Linked DNA regions of Mus musculus: region 1 is linked to region 2. A link is a loop called in an ENCODE intact Hi-C map of the cell type or tissue named here. Cell type or tissue: heart. All regions are shown on one strand. Links, peaks and the distances in the headings refer to the core of each region. The heading gives the core; the rest is flanking DNA.

Region 1 (8,328 bases), core at 178-8,177, 330 kb before region 2:
GACGGAGGAGTGTCCCCTTTGGTCAGAGTTGGGCCCCAGAAGTCAGGACCAAAGGGAAAATGAACTTGAACTCAACCAAACTCTAGCGGCCCTGGGCCGTGGTGGGCAGGCAGCCTCTGATCCGGTCTGTCACGTTACCCCATCAGGGAACGGCAAGTCCTGAAGAGGGGCAGCGGGCTCAGGCAGCAGTGCTGGCCTCCGGCCTGGCAGCAGAGGCCATTGGGAGGCAAGGACAATGGTGAGGGCCAGAGGTGTACAGGTCTCCTCAGCGGCAGCACCCACGGTGTTGGGAACGGCAGTAGTCAGAGCTGCCCTCCTGGGGCTTCTCCATCAATCCCACCCTGGTCTTCAGAAGGCACAATCTATGGGAGGGGAGAAAGAAATGGGAGGTCCTCAGATTCTCCACGTGAAACCCAGAAACAGACAGACAACTCCTGCCTGGGCTACCCCAGGCCCCTGTGGTGACAAGAGAGCCATACATAGCCACCGAGATAGGGTGAAGAGGGTATCAGGGCTCACCCCAGGAGCATATGAACCCCACAAGCAGAGTACACCTACAGCAGCAGAAGCCAGGTCCCCCATCTCACAGCCCATAAGGGCAGTGGTCCCTCTCTTGGGACTGCTAGCCACAGCACAATATTAAGCTCAGATCGTTCTGCAAGGGCAGGTCTCAGGGACAGTGGGTACTGCCAGAGGGACAAGGGGCTGAGTGGCCTCAATTGCTGCCCCTCAGGCTTTCTGAAATCTCTACCCACAGCCACAACTTACGGGGACTTGCCAGGCACTAGAGGTAAACAAGACGTTCTGCTTTGCAAGAGACCACAGGCCAAGGGGCCAGCTGCCAGGCTCATGCCAAGGAGGTGACAGCACAGGTGGCCAGGAAGGGAGTCACACCGTTGACAGGACCCAGGGGAAGGGCACTACTGGAGGACATCGGCCTCCACCTTCTCCTCTGCAAGGACCCCAAAGAACAGCTAGCTAACACCCTGCCACCCCCTGGACGGCCTGGGAGACCTTGGGCATGTCACTGGCCTCTCTGGACCCGTTTCCCATCAACACGATGAAGGTTGAAAAAGAGGGCACCACAGTCCCTTGGGCTATGATCCAGTAGTTAGTAGAGCCTGAGCCCCTGGACTCAGCCCATCCCCCACCCAGCATTCATCTTTCTGGAAGGCCCCTTCTGGATCGCATCTGGAAGAGTTCTGCCCGTACCTCTTACCTCTCTGTCTCGTCCCCAGCTCTCCCTTCTCCAGCTGCCCACCAAGCAAACCAGGCCCTTGGAGCCTCAGGCCAGCATAAGACCCTGGTCTCTGGCCCCAAGCTTCGGGCACAGGCCCCACCGTCCAAGGCTCGACTGTACTAGATAGCACAGAATCCTCCCTCGCTACCTCCTACACCTGAGAACAGCTCAGCACTCCACTCCAAGTCAGTGCCATGGCTCACAGCTAGTCCCTGCCACCATTCTGAAAGGGCTAAGATAGAGGGGCCCCTTGGAGGAGGGCAGAAAGGAGTCCTGTGCCTGCTTGGGCAGGCCAGGTTCTCAACGCCCTGTGCATGCGGAGCCACGACTAGCCCGCTATAAGCAAGGAGAGCCTTCTCTCATGTTATGACACAAACACCCGGGCCTACTGAGATGAGCATCCCATGTGTGCACACTGCAATGCCCTTGTGTGTGCAGGAGAAAAGAAGAGAAGGCCCCAGGGAGTCAGAGAACACTGGCAGGCTCCTGTAGAGCTAACTGCACCTACTGGCTACTTGCAGGGGTTGGGGCTGGGTTGTAAGATTCCAGGGGCAACAGAAGCAACATCTGAGAAAAGGAAGCCTGAACCGCCTATCATGCTCCCCCCAGGCCTGAGGGGATGGAGCCAGGGGTCCAGATGTATAGGTGACACCAGGCTGAACTGCATCTTATAATACATGCACAGTTCACTGCAGTCTGGGCCACACCCCTAAGTGTGGGCAAAAAGGGGCATGCCCACAGCATGCCTGAGTCTACCCAGGCTCAACCACATGGTGGCTGCCCTCCCAAAAAGGAGCCCCTCTGCCGACACATCACTCCGCTCACCCCCTTTGGAGACAGTGTTTCTCTGTCCCTGTCTTACCTCCTGGACCGCACTTTGTAGACCAGGCTGACCTCAGACTCACAGAGATCCACCTGGCTGGGCCTCCTGAGTGCTAGGACTTAAGGCATCTGCCACCATGCCCAGGTGGACACATCACTTCTATGGGGTTAAGAAGACCAGAGAACAAGGTGGGGGGGTGGGGGGGTCTACCTCTACTGCATTCTAGCAGGCCTGAGCCAAGGCTTGTGGGCCCACCGGCTACCTACACCCCTATCCCAGCAGCTCTAGGTGTGAACAGAAGCTGAGCTCACCTTGCCTCAACAGGCACTCAGTCAAGCCACCACACCCTCCCCACCCCTGGTGCTTAAGGACCCTACTATGACCTGGGCCCTTCTCTATCCCCGCCCAGCCTCCTCTAGCAGTATCTTAAGCCCTCAGCTGCTCCCAGACCGGCATGTTTTTCAAGACCCATTTTTGTCCCTGTTTGCCAGAGGAGGACATGGGACAGAGGGGCGTGGAAGGACCTTCTCTGGACCCTGGCCAGCTCCGGCCGTCCAGACACCCAGGTTTTCTCAACATCGAGTCTAGTAATCGGGAACACTTGAACCCCAGGGGGGAAAAAAAGACACAGAGGTAGTCAGAAGCCACACCCTCAAGTGGTGGGGTGGGAGTGCATCTAGCTTCAGAAGGGACCTAAATGGGACCCTGTGTGACACTTAGGAGTCAGGGGTCACAGTTCAGGACTCTGTGCTGTCAAGACAGGCAAGACTGCTCCGTGGATGGGCTGGGGACCCCAAGGACCCGTAGTGGGGCGTGGGGAGGGCACACAGCTCCCCGACCTCAGCGGGACTTCCCACCCAGCCCGCCAGGGAGCCGCCATCCCGTGCAGGGCCCATCCCAGTAGGGTTAGGGTTCGGGAGCGTCCTCGAGGCCGGGTCCCCGCCGCCCGCAGCCCGGCTCACCCGCGCCCGCAGGCGTGCGGCCGCCTCCATGCGCCGGCCGGCCGGGCCGGGACCCGTGCGCGCCCTCCGCAGCGGCGCCGGCTCCGGGCGGATGCCCGCCGCCCGCCGCCCAGCTATTTATAGCGCCCGGCGTCACGTGGGGGGGCGGTGACCGGCGGGCGACCCGACTCACAGCGGCTCCCGCACCTGCTGCCTAAAGATAGCACGCAAACAAAGGCGCGGCCAGCAGAGGAAGAGGAAGGAGGAAGGGAGAGGACCACCGCGGACCCGCCTGCCATCCCCTCTGCATCCTGCTGGGTAGGAGACCTCCTTCTGCAGAGGGGCCACAAGCCAGGAGGAACCCTTCCAGCTCTCCAGCTTCATATGCGCACACTGAACAGCTACTGTGTGCTCAGCCGCACTAGCCCACACTTCACCTTAAGAGCCACCACTCCCAGACTACAGCTGAAGAACCTGAGGCACTGAACCTACGCACACTCGAGTCACACAAGAGATGGGAGCCGACTCTACACAGGCTCATCTCCAAGGGAACTGACACCCACCCAGCTCTCCTGAAGTCTTCCAGGGCATCCCCTGAGCAGGATCGTCTCCTGGGCTCCACTGACCAGACGGAATCCTGGTTCTGTCCTAGGGCATCCCAGGCAGGAACCCTGTGCTCTCCCGCCCAAGAATGGAGACAGATGTCAGTCCGCACCTGCCCCAGTGGCTGCACCGCCCTGGGAGCCTTCTGGTGCAGGGCTTGAGTTCCAGCTCACAGAATCCCCAGAGGCCTTGCCTTGCTGGGAACCCTGGCCCAAGCCCGGCTCCCAGACAGAGGCCTGGCCCTGCAATCAGTAGTTGGTGCTGGGGAGAGGAATGATCCCTGAAAGGCTGGACCTGAGCCAGGGGAGGGCATGCCCCTAATACTCCCAGAGAGAAGTCTCATTAGCCAACCTTGCACAGCAGAGCCTACTATCCCCCATTCTCCCCCTGGCCCAGGTAAGCAGGGCTGATAACGTCCAGGCTGGAGCATCCCATTGCAGCCCCATCCTGGCTCACCCCCAGAAAGCTAGGCAGCCACCTAAGATCCCCAGAATATGCCACCCTTATAAATCCAGCAGGTTAACGGCATTGTTGCTGACCAGACCCATGGTCTCAGCTGTTCCACTAGTTTCCATCCTGACTGCAGATCCTGAACCCTCCACAAGGCACCAGCCTCCAGCAACACAACAGATACTGAGTAGATGCCCCAAGTCACCCAGCCAGGTAGCTGGACCATGACTGGAGATTTGCCCTCCCCCAGAGACCCTACTGGTCCCAATCCCAGGTGGGTAGGAGAAAGCACATCAAACCATCCCTGGTGGCCCATCAGTTGTCTAGAAAAGGGTTTGTTAGTGACAGGCCCAGCAACGTCTGAGATGCTGCACCAGCCAGGGCTGCAACCGGGGCTCCAAGTGACACCACACACACACACACACACACACACACACACCAGCATGCTGGGGCCTCTAGCTAATCCTGGGGGCACCTGCTACAGCTGGCAGGGCCCCAAGCCTTTCGGAGAAGTCTATATATAACACATCCAGAGCCTTCTTGGAGCCCTCCCAGAGTAACCCATCTCTGGGGCCAGGAGGGGAGACCCTAGCAGGCTCCACCCACGCCAGTCCCTCGGAACTCATCCAAAGCTCTTACACCCCTGTGTCGCACAGTTCCAAGGGTGCAACCCCTCACAAAACAGGCTCCTTAACCCCAGGCTCTCCCCAACCCCCTTGGCTATGTGCCCAGCCCAGGGAAGGCATCCTTAAAGGGAGGGGGAACCTAGCACTGGGCCCCACCCATACCCCACCTCCCACCCAGGCATGGCACCAAGAAGCTCCCGCTTGTTTATGGAAGGAACAAATGACCTGGTGTTCTAGGCAGAGGTCCAGATTGGGGAGCCATCCAGAACCTATCACGAGACCTCAGCCCTCGAGGTCTGGGAGAACTTCATAGGAGGGGACACCCAGGCCACCCTAAGAGCAGCTCCATGCCTTCCAAGAAGGAGCCACTATGTCAGCTGCCCCTTTGCCTCTTGCTTTAAGGGACTTCCCCAACTTGGTCCCTCAAGGGCCATCTGAAACTATGCACAGGATAGGGACCACAGGAGAGCCCCAGGTGGCAGGGTGGGCAGGGAAGGGTTCCCAGAGAAGGTGACCCAGGAGGTAGGCAGACATACTCCTGGTACCTGCATTGACCATCTGCTCTGATGCCCTGTGCCACCTGGGATCAGTGCTAGCCAGGGATGAGCCTAAGGCCACCTCTATAAAAGGACACACTGCTAGAGAGGGAAGCCACCTTCCAAGGTGGTACCAGCACCCTGCATGCTATGGGCTGTGACCTGGAAACAGACCTGGGTTTCCAGAAGGCAGGCTCCTGCCGTCCCTACCGAGGCTCAGCCTGACAGTGCCCTGTGGAGCACAGTGGTGATCTGCTGACCCAGGCTCCCGCTCTCTGAGGGCACCCTCACGCCTGGCATCAGCCTACACCACTGCAGATCAAAGGCTGTAACTGTCACTTCTGCCGACTGGCGCACAGAGTGGGCCCAAGTAATTGTGCATGAAGTCCACCAGGTTTCTAAACTTGGGACCTCTGACCCCTGAAGGTCCACCATGAGCTACATGTGTGGTTTTTTAAGAGATTTATATATATATACAGTATTCTCCCTTCATGTATGTCTGCACACCAGAAAACGGGACCTGGTCTCACTATAGATGGTTGTGAACCACCACGTGGTTGCTGGGAATCGAACTCAGGACCTCTGGAAGAGCAACCAGTGCTCTTAACCTTGAGCCATCTCTCCAGCCCCAGCTCCATGCTTTCAAAGGGCATCGGGTAGACCTGTCTCCACGAGTTGCCTCAGTCATGGCTGACAGGATACCCCTTTCCTCCTCTTATGCTGTACTTCACCTCCCAAGAGCTCAGTCCTGGCTCACATGTCTCCTGCCTTCTACAGCCTGTGACCTCCTACACTAACCTCGACCTTAGGATTCCTTCCCAAAAGGAAGGGAATCTAAGTGTTCATTCATTCATTCATTCACTCACTCAGTCACTCAGTGAGACAGGCATGCTGAGCACCTCCTGGTGCCAGTCACAGGGCTGAGCAGGATGGAGACTGAGAAGATGGGAGAGAACAGCTGTGCTGTAGGCAGGCATCACTCCTGACTCAGGGTACCTCCGTTTCCCAGGTTACTGCATACAGAGTTGAGCAGTGCTTTGCCAATGCTGTCTCTCACTGGGCTGTCTGCTCAAGGCTGAGGCACCCTGGCCAGCTCATCCTATCTTCCTCTCTTCACATCTTCCCACCAATGCCTCCCACACCACACCACAGCCATGGCTCCTGGATCTTTTTCTTCCTGTTCCTGTCATGAGAGACAGCCCTCCTCCAGAGGAGCAAGAACTCTGTGCCTGGGTTTCCTCCATACATCAGGATGAAGGCAGAAATTCAACTCCCTTACAGTCACCAGAAACAAGAACGCTCCAAGCTGCACTCACGCCCAGAGCACAGTACTGCCTCCTCTCCTGAATCCTGTAAGAAGAGGACCACTGGAGTCTGGATGTCCCCCAAGGCCATACGCTCTCAAACTCACCCTTTGTTCAAGCCCAGGTCTCAGGATTTCTCACCCTTGCCGTCTGGCTTCTCTCACCCAACATCCAAACACCTGCAGAAGACGTAGGACTCTGACTGGAGACCCGGCTGCCTCAAAGGACAGCATCCACGATGTCTGACCCTTCTGATAAAGGGATCCCACTCCATCAGGGACCCCTTCACACCCAGGAAAGTGTTAAGTGGGTAACAGACACGTGTGTCCGTGTGGAAGGGCGCGTTACGTCTCACATTCCAGCACAGATTAGCACCAGGATTGAACACCAGTCCATCTGTCAAGCCACCCAGCAAGCCACCAGGACTGGCCTCAAGGTTTGGCTCAAACTGCAGATTGAATGGTGTCTCCCACCTGCCACAGCTCACACATCTTCCATGGCTCCTGTAGCCTACCAAACTCACCCTTCAGTGGAAGAAATGATAGGGTACAGGATTCACACCTCCAGGAACCCTGCTCTCTTCCTCAGAAGCCTCGGACACCCCCAAGGCCAGAACCTCGTGCTCCAGGAAGCCACTGATCACACTGTGTCCCAAGCTCCCGGTCACATGTTTACCTGCAAAGCACGTCTAGGCTCCCTCCATGCCTCATTGTTGCACGGGATTAGGGTTGAGGAAGCAAATGCCATAATGGACTCCCAGAGATCACAGAGATAGAGGTTGCAGAGAGCATGAGATATTAGGCAGGGAGGTACAGCACAGGGAAACAGGGACTGGACATTGTCACCATGGAAAAGAGAAACTGGGACGGCAGCATTCAAGCAGACTCAGTTCCCAGGGTAGGAACCAACCGCATTCTCCATCAGCAACTAGCACCGGTGTCTACCTGTCTGGCAGCTCACGATCCGGCCCATGTCTTTCCCCAAATATGCAAGCAAACCCCAGCTGAGACCCAAGATTGAGAAACCCTGTATTACGTGTGGCCAGATAGACAAGGAGGAGAGGGCTGCCTGCGTTCTGCTTGACTCAATCTAGCCGAGGCCTCCTTCCTGTCTGCTATTGTGTGACTTGCACAGCCTCGGAAGTTTTACACCCAATGGGCAACCAAAGGAAATGGCAGGAGGCCCACTCCATTCCCATCAACCGTGGCACCTCCAGAGCCTCTCCAGACACCCCTCAGAGCCCAGGGGGACCGTCACTTTGTATACAGCTATGACCAGCATGAGAAGCGACTCTCCTGCACTTCATAGGAGCCATTAGGCTGAAGGTGTTAGCATATGGCTGGCTGAGGTGATAGGGGAGGCTCTGGACCTCACTGGTCCTTCTGTGCCCACCAGAGCTGTGCTGCCACCACATCACCACCCACTGTAGTCCTGGCCCACTTTCTGATGGCATGGCTGGTGTGGAAGTAACAAGGACACGTGGATCAGCCAACACTGAAGCTGGGGTACCACAGGAGGGAGGGTCAGGCACCCCACGATGGACAGAGAGCTGAGAGAAAGGCAGAGCTTGGGTCTTGCCGGAAAAAAAGATGCCACTCTGGCCACATGGGTGACACCCTTCCCCACTTCCCCTAGAAAGTGCTATGACACCCTTCTCTCTGGGATAAGCTCCTCTTATCTGCTGTCCCCAGACAAGGACCCTCCCATTCAGAGCTAGTGACATTCACCTCCTGGGGCCTCCGAGCTTACCCTTCCCTTGCAGCTAATTTTATTCACTTCCCTCTATGTCAGAGGTGGAGGCAGGA
Region 2 (8,328 bases), core at 59-8,058:
TCCCACACCAACATGGTGGCTGGCTCACGACTATCTCTAATTTCAGAAGAGATCCAATACCCTCTTCTGACCTCCACGTGCACCAGGCATGTGTGTGATACCCATATATACATTCAAGGAAAACACACAAGTACAATAAAATAAATAAATCTGGGAGAGAAAAAAAAACCCCCAAACATAACCACCACTACTAGTTCAAATCCAAGTTTAATACACTTCATTAAAAAAAACAATAAAAAAGAAACACTAAAATATGGCAAAATCTCGACAACTCAAAGCGTTTTATTATACCTGAGTAAATTACAGCTCCCAGGTATGTAGTGGTTGGTGGTTCTGTGTTCACCTTTCACTGCCTGTCCTGCTTGCTCGTTGGCTTGTGGTCGAAGATCAAAATGACACCATTAAAAATGAAAGTTCCCCGCTTCTGGTTTCATTTCCTACCGCAAGGATGCCAGTGATTTTTTTCCTTTTTTTTTTTCAGAGATCACAAATCAGTCACCACTTCCTGCTTAAGACTCTCCGTAGGGTTGCTGCACAAAAACAAACTCAGGGAAACTAGGCACGGCTCGGAAGGACAGGGCCACCTGCTTGATTCAGGCAAAGGTGTCCCCCCAGTCTCACGTTTCGTGGTAAGTTCCGCGCTGGAACTGGCTCTTAAGCCAGCAGCCATCCACAGTGGCTCTCCCGTTCTGGCCCTCCTGTCCACCCAGTGTCCCCGAAAGGCTTCCCCAGTCTTAAGATCTACAGGGGCTGCGGGAAGGGGCTGGAATGTGAGTGGCCCCAGGCACTCCTAAACGATCTTTCGGACCGTCTTCAGAGATCCATTAAAATACTCTCTGTGCCTCAGTTTCCCCATCTACAGAAAGCCCATGAACCTCTATTGAAGCGGTGAAGCCTGGAGAAGATCAGGGCCGGCGTGTGTGCGGCTAAGGATCTCCTGTGACCGTGAGGGACCCAGGCCTAGTCCGCAGACCCTGGGGCGGCCACAGGGGCCACCTCGTCATCCCGGAACAGCGCTATCCGCGGACGACGCCACGCCCGCACAGCTGGGATACACTTTACTAGGAGCCGGGCGCGCCGGACTGCTCTGCGCAGGCGCGGTCCGCACTGCGCAGGCGTAGAGCTCTGCGCTGAGGTGAGGCATTGCGCGCCGCGAGGTGTGGGCGCGCGCTCCCCAGCCACGGCGCACGCGCGGGCCCGCGCCGACTCAGCACGGCCCGAGGGCGCGAGCCCGCCGTCACCGCTACCGCCGCCGGCCGGACCGCCGTGCGCCCGGCGTGCGCGTGGGAGAGAGCACGGCTGCCGGTGCCGGCGCCGCCCCGCTGCCTTCTATCTGCCTCAGCCTCGCGCGCCCAGTGGTGGCCGGTGAGTGCGGGGCTCGGGCCGCGGCCGCGGAGGCGCGGGCTCAGGGCGTTGGGCGGCGCGGGCCGCGGTGCGGGCTTCGGCGGACACGGCCCCCACCGCGCCCCGGCCTCGCTCCTCGTCAGGCCGGGCCCCGAGGGCTGAGGAGGCCGCGGGGCTGGGGCGCGAGAGGCCGCGGGGTCCGGGACGGCGGGGCGGGCGCGGCGGGGACCGGGAGGCCCGAAAGCCGAAAAACAAAAGAGGTGGCAGGCGGAGTGCTGAGCAGCCGCGGGGTGGCCGGCGCGGGGCTTCCAGTGCGACCGCACGAACCCCGGAGTCATTGTGCTGTCCAAGTTCCCTCCGCCCCGACCCAGCCCCGCCACGGCGCGCTGCCTGTCCCCGCCGGTCCTCGCCGGCTGCTTTTGTGGCACCGCTCGGAGGAGCGATCGTGTCTGTGTGCGCACTTGTGTCGTTTAATTGTAAGGTTTATTTTATTTTATTTTAATTTTTTTTTTGCGGAGAAATGCGCCGAGGAGAAAGTTGCTTTTTGAAAGCCATTTCAACAGTGTCTCATTCTTGCATAGTTAGACTGCAGCTGGGTGTTTGGCAGTGGGACCAAGATAATAGCAATACTGTAATGATTATGGGAACTGGTTGAAATAGGTTGGAGCTGAAGGCACTGCAAGAGTTTGCGGGTTCGTTTTAAATCTGACCAGCGCTGGCATTTCTACTTAGAATGGAAGCTTTATCATGGTTGTGGTAATGGGTTATTACTACTTGAAGTGAAATAGCAGCGCCTCACTGTGTGTGTGTGTATTTATAAACTGAGGAATGAAAAGTCTCCTTTCAAAGACAGGTCTCTGAACAGTGACCTGGGACAGAAGTATTGTGAATGCAGACATAAAAAGAGCTAGTTCATCTAACATTAGCATTCTCCGAATTTTTGTGGAGATACACTATAGATAATATTTCCACTCAGTGATACTGTTGAGTTTCGTGTAGTATTTAAACGTGAACTTTTTTTTTTTTTTCCTGGGTATGAAACACCAGGGCTTCCCACGCGGTTCGTGCTGGTCCACAAAGCCACGCCCCCAGTCCTAACAGGAAACTTTAAGGAACGTGGACATGGTTCCCAGTATTATTATGAATTTAGTTTTATATTTGTGGCTGTTGTAAGTGGGCCGATCCCTGGCCTCCTTTTAAGACACTTGAGCTTATTAAAAGGCTACAAGAGTACATTTTCCTGGAAAGGATCTTGTTAGGGACATTGCCATATAAGCTAACTTATACGTGATCTACAGGCAAAGGTGGCTTCTGTTTGGGAGGGACCCACAAGTCACAGCTTTTAGGACTGTGTGGCTCAGGAAGAGATGATGCCTGGACAGGTAAGTCCTTTTGGCTCAAAATCCATAGTGTGGGGCCAGGACAGCTTTGGCAAGCTCCCTAGAGTAGATGGGACCTACTGTGTTTGAGGCTGGCAGCCCACTAAACAAGGAAGTGTTGGGGGTGGAGTTCCAGCAGTAGCTGTGAAGGGTGGGAGGAGGCAGCACGGAGGAAGCGGGGTATGTGAAGTAGTTTGGAACTCTAATCCTGTTGTTGGAAATTACATAATCCCCCAGTCCTCAAAACCCTGTTCTGGAGCTGGTTAGATAACTCTTCTCCATAGGAATTGGGAGATCTAAAAGACATTTGTAGGCTGGGCAGTTAGCTCTTTGTGTGTTACGTGTGAAAGGCTCGGAGTTTGAGCAGTGGCACAGTCCTTCCCTCAGAATATAAAGAGGTGTTAACCCGAGTTGCTTTAAAGATGATTGAGCATGTAGAAGAAAGGATTTTATATTACACTGTATAATGCAATAAAACTAGTTTTGACATCATTGCCCTTTCTTGGGATGTTAATTTGAGTAAGAGAAGTAGGAACTTTGTTCACAGAAATTTTGAGTCGACTCGCCCCTTAGGTCTTAATTTTGAGAAAATAATTAAAAATGAATTACAAAAGATGTGGCTCAACATGTTCATATAGTGTGCAAATCTTTTTAGTTTGCATTAGACATTTTCGGTTTAGATGAATTTTTACCTGGGTCACTTCTTGTTTTAAATTCAGTCACATTAAAAGTTAATTTTTTTTCATTATTTGTGTGTGTGTATGATATGTGTGCAAGTTGGCGTGTACCTCAGTGCAAGTGTGGAGGTCAGAGCAACTTTGTGGAGTTGCTTCTTGCCTTCTACCAGAGGTTGAATTTAAGTTGCTGGGCTTATTACAGCCAAGTGCTATTTCCTGTGGTGCTATCTTACCAGCCTGTAGTTGTCGTCGTCGTCGTCATCATCATCATCATCATCATCATCATCGGATCATCATTGCTGGTGGTAGCAGCAGTGGTGGTGATGATAGTCACTACAATTGGAGAAGCATATAGGGAGTGTGGCTCAGTGGTAGCAAGTGTTCATGAAGCTCTGCGTTTGAGCCCTAGCACTGCAAAGATCAAAATAATCAGACAATTATGGTTTCTGTGGGCTTTGCTTTAAATCTTGGAGTCTACCACTTAGAATACATATTTTTGTTACCATTTCCTCTACTAAGATTCCTAAAATAATCAGCAATAAATTGTTATTGGAATCTTTTTCTGATACTTTTAGAATTACTTAAGTTCAAGAAATTTAAAAGGCTGGCAGTTAATGGCTGTGTTTTTTGTGTGTGTTGGTAGTGATAAATTCCAGGGACCTTAAGAGTACAGCTGTCAGCCTCCTCCCGGTCCCCTGAGACACACTGGTCTCACTAGACTACACTGAGAAGGTGTGTTTGACCACTGTCTCTGAACTGTATTAATAGTGGATATTTGAGCCTTTTTGGCTTTGTTCCTCTACATCATTTTGGCAAAAAGTTTATGACTTAAGGAAGAAAAGCAGCCTCATGTACAAGAAATGAAATTTATATATCTCAGTTTCTGGTACTAATTTCTAGGAATTATGATAGATCGTATTTAAAATCCCTTAAAGGCATTGCTGATTATAAAGCCTACTACCTATAATTCTTAAAGATTTTATCTTTACTGGGTTCTAGTATGGAAATATAATTCGGAGAATTCTGTATGATTCAGCGTTCAGTTTAAGTGGAGTTTAGTGGGTGCTGTTGTATCTAATCTGCAATCTTGGAACTGGGAAATAGAATTTGTGTGTGCTGCTGGAGCTGGAAGACAGCATTACTAGTGTTGACCAGAGTTTACGGACATGAAGATGTTTCCTTATCAGCCTTAAAATTAATTAAAGTAGTTCTATGTGGAACTTGCTGATGAATACTTCCCCTTGCTGGAAAGAAAATGACTGGAATCATCTTATAATAGGGGAGTGATCTTACCACTGGGCCCCTGTGAGTGTCACTGCCTTCTGGGGAAACCTGGGAGAGTTTCTCCTCCTTCCCAGCCTTGGATGGGGATTTTGCTTCAATGTTATTCCTATGAGAACTGTTGGCCTGCAGGTGCTGTAGCACCCCTAGTGTACACAGAAGACCTGCATGTTGAAGTTCAGAGTAACTTGTGGGGGTCACCTGGCTCATATTGGTAGCTCTGGAGGGGAAATGGCCACCCAGGGCCTGCAGGACTGGACAAAGCTTAACTGGTTTTCAGAATGTGAGTGATGGTACCTGGGAAGTTTAGATAAGTAGATTCTGTCTTGGCACTTTCAGAACCAGAGCTTCTGACTTAAACAGCACAATATAGACTAGCCATTGAGTGTATCAGAGTTTTGGTTATTTGGAGTCAGTTAAGAATTAGTTAAATACAGATATATAAGGGTGGAACAGTGCTTGATGGTGCTTACTTGTTTTAGTAGCTGACACAGCCTCGAGGGTTTCTGCGAGTGATTGTTCTTGGATTAATGTGTATAAGGGGAACAGTTTATGGAAAGCAAAGAGGCAAGGCATGAGCTTCCCTGTGTAGTAACTCCCAGAAATTTTCCTTCCTTCCTTCCTTCCTTCCTTTCTTTCTTTCTTTCTTTCTTTCTTTCTTTCTTTCTTTCTTTCTTTCTTTCTTTCTTTCTTTCTTTCTTGAGATAGGGTTTCTCTGTAGTCCTGGCTGTCCTGGAACTCACTCTGTAGACGAGGCTGGCCTCGAACTCAGAAATCTGCCTGCCTCTGCCTCCCAAGTGCTGGGATTAAAGGCGTGTGCCACCACCACCTGACTGGTTCCCAACATTCTCAATGTTAAAACTCTTTAAACAGTTCCTCATGTTGTGGTGACCCCTCACCCATAAAATTATTTTTTTGCTACTTTATAGCTATAATTTTGCTGTTATGAATCATAAATATTTGATATGTAGCATATCTTATATTTGACCTCCCATGATCATGACCCATAGGTTGAGAACCACTGGTATAAAGATTTCTGATGTGTGTTTATTTATTCTATGAATCTGGAATTTTCCATCATGTTTTAAAGACTTATTCTCAATTCCATTATTTGAGGCCACCGGACCAAAACCCAGCCTCAAAAGGACCTCAGAAGTTCTGCTTTGGGTTGTCTGTGTCTGGGGTTTCCTTTTTTTTTTTTTTTTTAATTTATTTATTTATGTAAGTACACTGTAACTGTCTTCAGATCTCATTATGGGTGGTTGTGAGTCACCATGTGGTTGCTGGGATGCTGGGATTTGAACTCAGGACCTCCGGAAGAGCAGTCAGTGCTTTTAACCGCTGGGCCATTTCACCAGCCCTGGGGTTTCCTTTTTGACACAGTTTTTGTTACAATTCCTATCATTGTGAATCTTGGACTCCACTGTGACTGTAGGCACTTACAGTTTCTGCTTTTACTTGACCAGAGTGCCATATGATCATCTTTGTGAACAGTTCTGTGTGTTCTATGTTATTAGAGGATTCAGTGTCTTCCAAGAGGACAGAAATACCCTTTTATTTCCCACTGCATTCCCAGTTTCTGTCACATAGTCTTTTTGAATGAGCAACTGGAAGAACCTAGGTGTATTAATTATTGTAGAATTGGGTCACTCAGGCTACTGGGATCAGAAAAAAAAATGCTTCTGTGCCATTTGACAGTTTTGAGTTTCTTTTTTCATAGAAATTGGTTTTTATAGGAATTAGTCTTACATATTAGGATTCAACTCAGGTTTGAGGGAAGCAGTTGTTCAAAGTGAGGCAAAATGAGTGGGATTTAGAAAGGATCCATGCTGAGAGTGTAGGTCAGTAGTAAATCACTTTCCTAGAGTGTGTAAGGGCTGGGTTCAATCCTTAGCACTTCAGAAAACAAGATGAAAAAATAGAAGGATATGGGATGCCAGAAGCTCTAGGATAGTCTGTGTTCATCAACTGGATTTTTTTTTTTTCAAGGGCTTGACATATCCTACAGCCACGTACAGGAAAGTGGCAGTTACAAGTGTGCTGTGACCTGCTCACAGTTTTTCACTGCATGGATGCTATCCATGTGCAGTGTTTTGAGTCACAGGTGACAGTGTCCTCACTGATAAGAGAAACTAGCATTTGAGTACAGAATCTGTTCCTGATTTTTTGGTCAGGACCTCCCTTAGCCTTGCTGTACCTTGTAGAGGAAACTCAGAAGGTACACATTCCACCCAGCCTCTTCTAGGCCTCCCATTGATTTCAAGTGGTGACAGCAGGAAACAGTGCCTTCACCGAGAATCTTGTCAGACTGTGAATAATGCTTGAGCTTGCTGTCTGGGAGCTCAGATGGGCAATAAGGTTGTGAACTACAGCTTTAGAGCAGTTTGAAATGTTGGTTTTGAGTTGAGATGTGTGTATGCCAGTGAGTTTGCTCTCATTTTTTTCAGTCTTGGCTGTTTTTAGTATTTCTCAGAATCTTGAGAACACCTCAACTACGTTTTAATTTACCATGTTTTATGCTGAGACCACTTAAGTCTTTTGGTCTTGGCTTGGAATTTAAATGAACAATTTGCATGGAAAGAACAGGTTGTGTGGTTCCTGGGTGTGTAGCTTTTGGCAAATAGGATAGAATGTACATGTTGGTGCTTAAGGCAAAGTTTTAAATTCCCTGGTGGTTTTGTTTTGGTCCAAAATGTTGGCTGGCATTTACTAAGTCAGGGGGATTGCCAAGCCTTTGGGTGACTAATGAAGCAGTATTGTATAAATTGATTTTAAGTTTAGCTTTGAATTCATATAAATCATCCATCCATCTTTCCTCTTCCTTTGTCCTCTCTTTTCACTTATCTTCCTTTTTCTCCTCCTCTCTTCTCCTATGTCACCTATCTTCCCATTCTCTGTGCTGAGGTTGCAGGCACACTTGGTTTAGTACATTTGCTTTTGCCTTTTGGCCACATGTCACCTCTTTTTAGATAAAGAATCTGCACAGATGAAAATAAGTTACTCGCCTTTTATCTGTATGCCCTATGTAGCATGAAGTGCATCTGTTGAAGGGACTGTTGCAAGCTCAGTGGCAAGAGCTCTATTATTCTTCAGTATTCTTAAGTGATTCAGAGCTTCCTCACACACACTGTGGTGGTGGTTGGGAAAAGATGTGTGGCAGGGGTCTCTGTCAGTGTATTGGTACTTGGAGAATAAAGATAAAAGACCACCTGTCTGGAGGGAGTCTATCAGAAAGACTAGAGGACTTTGTTCTAAGTGACTTTTTAGAAAAAATATCAAGGTAGTTGCAGAGGTAGAGAAGGAGCAGAGATAATGGTCATGCAATCCCAAATTCAAGCAATGGGTGAGATATGAAATGCCTGTTTGTCTCTCTCATCAACTGTGAAATCAAAAATAACAAATGAGATAGCAAGAGAAACAAATCTGGAACAGTCTTTTTCTGTCTAAATTGATTCAGTGAAGTTGAGTTATAATTTACAGTCAGTAGTAGCCAATGGCCCCTGTTAATCTCAGACTGCCTGATCCAGAGAGCTTTTCAATAACTTTGAGTTAGTGGCTCTGTGCTTAAGTTCCTTTCCCCCACTGGCCATCCTTCCCTGGTGTCTTCTCTGCTCCTGGCTAACCTCTCTTCTGCACCCTTGCTGGGT

Evidence for each region. Hi-C counts contacts between places; a loop is a spot of excess contacts. Peaks named below come from ENCODE experiments on the same cell type or tissue, not always from the same donor. Only the 100,000 strongest peaks of a DNase experiment are listed, where the experiment ranks them.
Region 1: it touches region 2 in a loop (4-fold over the local background); 2 of 42 quality-filtered maps call a loop at or near these places.

The regions. Positions count from the first base shown.
Region 1 is chr15:73,743,163-73,751,490 of GRCm38, reverse strand. It overlaps Ptp4a3 (protein tyrosine phosphatase 4a3), which reads right to left and starts at 3,465. Exons shown (of 6, transcript NM_008975.3): 1 at 3,026-3,465; 2 at 1-362. In heart, for the core only: a CTCF peak has its summit at 4,188; DNase peaks (open chromatin) are centred at 780, 3,230, 3,880, 4,760 and 5 weaker places; H3K4me3 peaks cover 4,603 bases; H3K27ac peaks cover 8,000 bases.
Region 2 is chr15:73,416,046-73,424,373 of GRCm38, reverse strand. Ptk2 (PTK2 protein tyrosine kinase 2) reads left to right here and starts at 1,183. Exons shown (of 35, transcript NM_001358046.1): 1 at 1,183-1,365. In heart, for the core only: CTCF peaks have their summits at 425, 1,014 and 4,828; DNase peaks (open chromatin) are centred at 1,113 and 2,853; H3K4me3 peaks cover 3,222 bases; H3K27ac peaks cover 2,666 bases.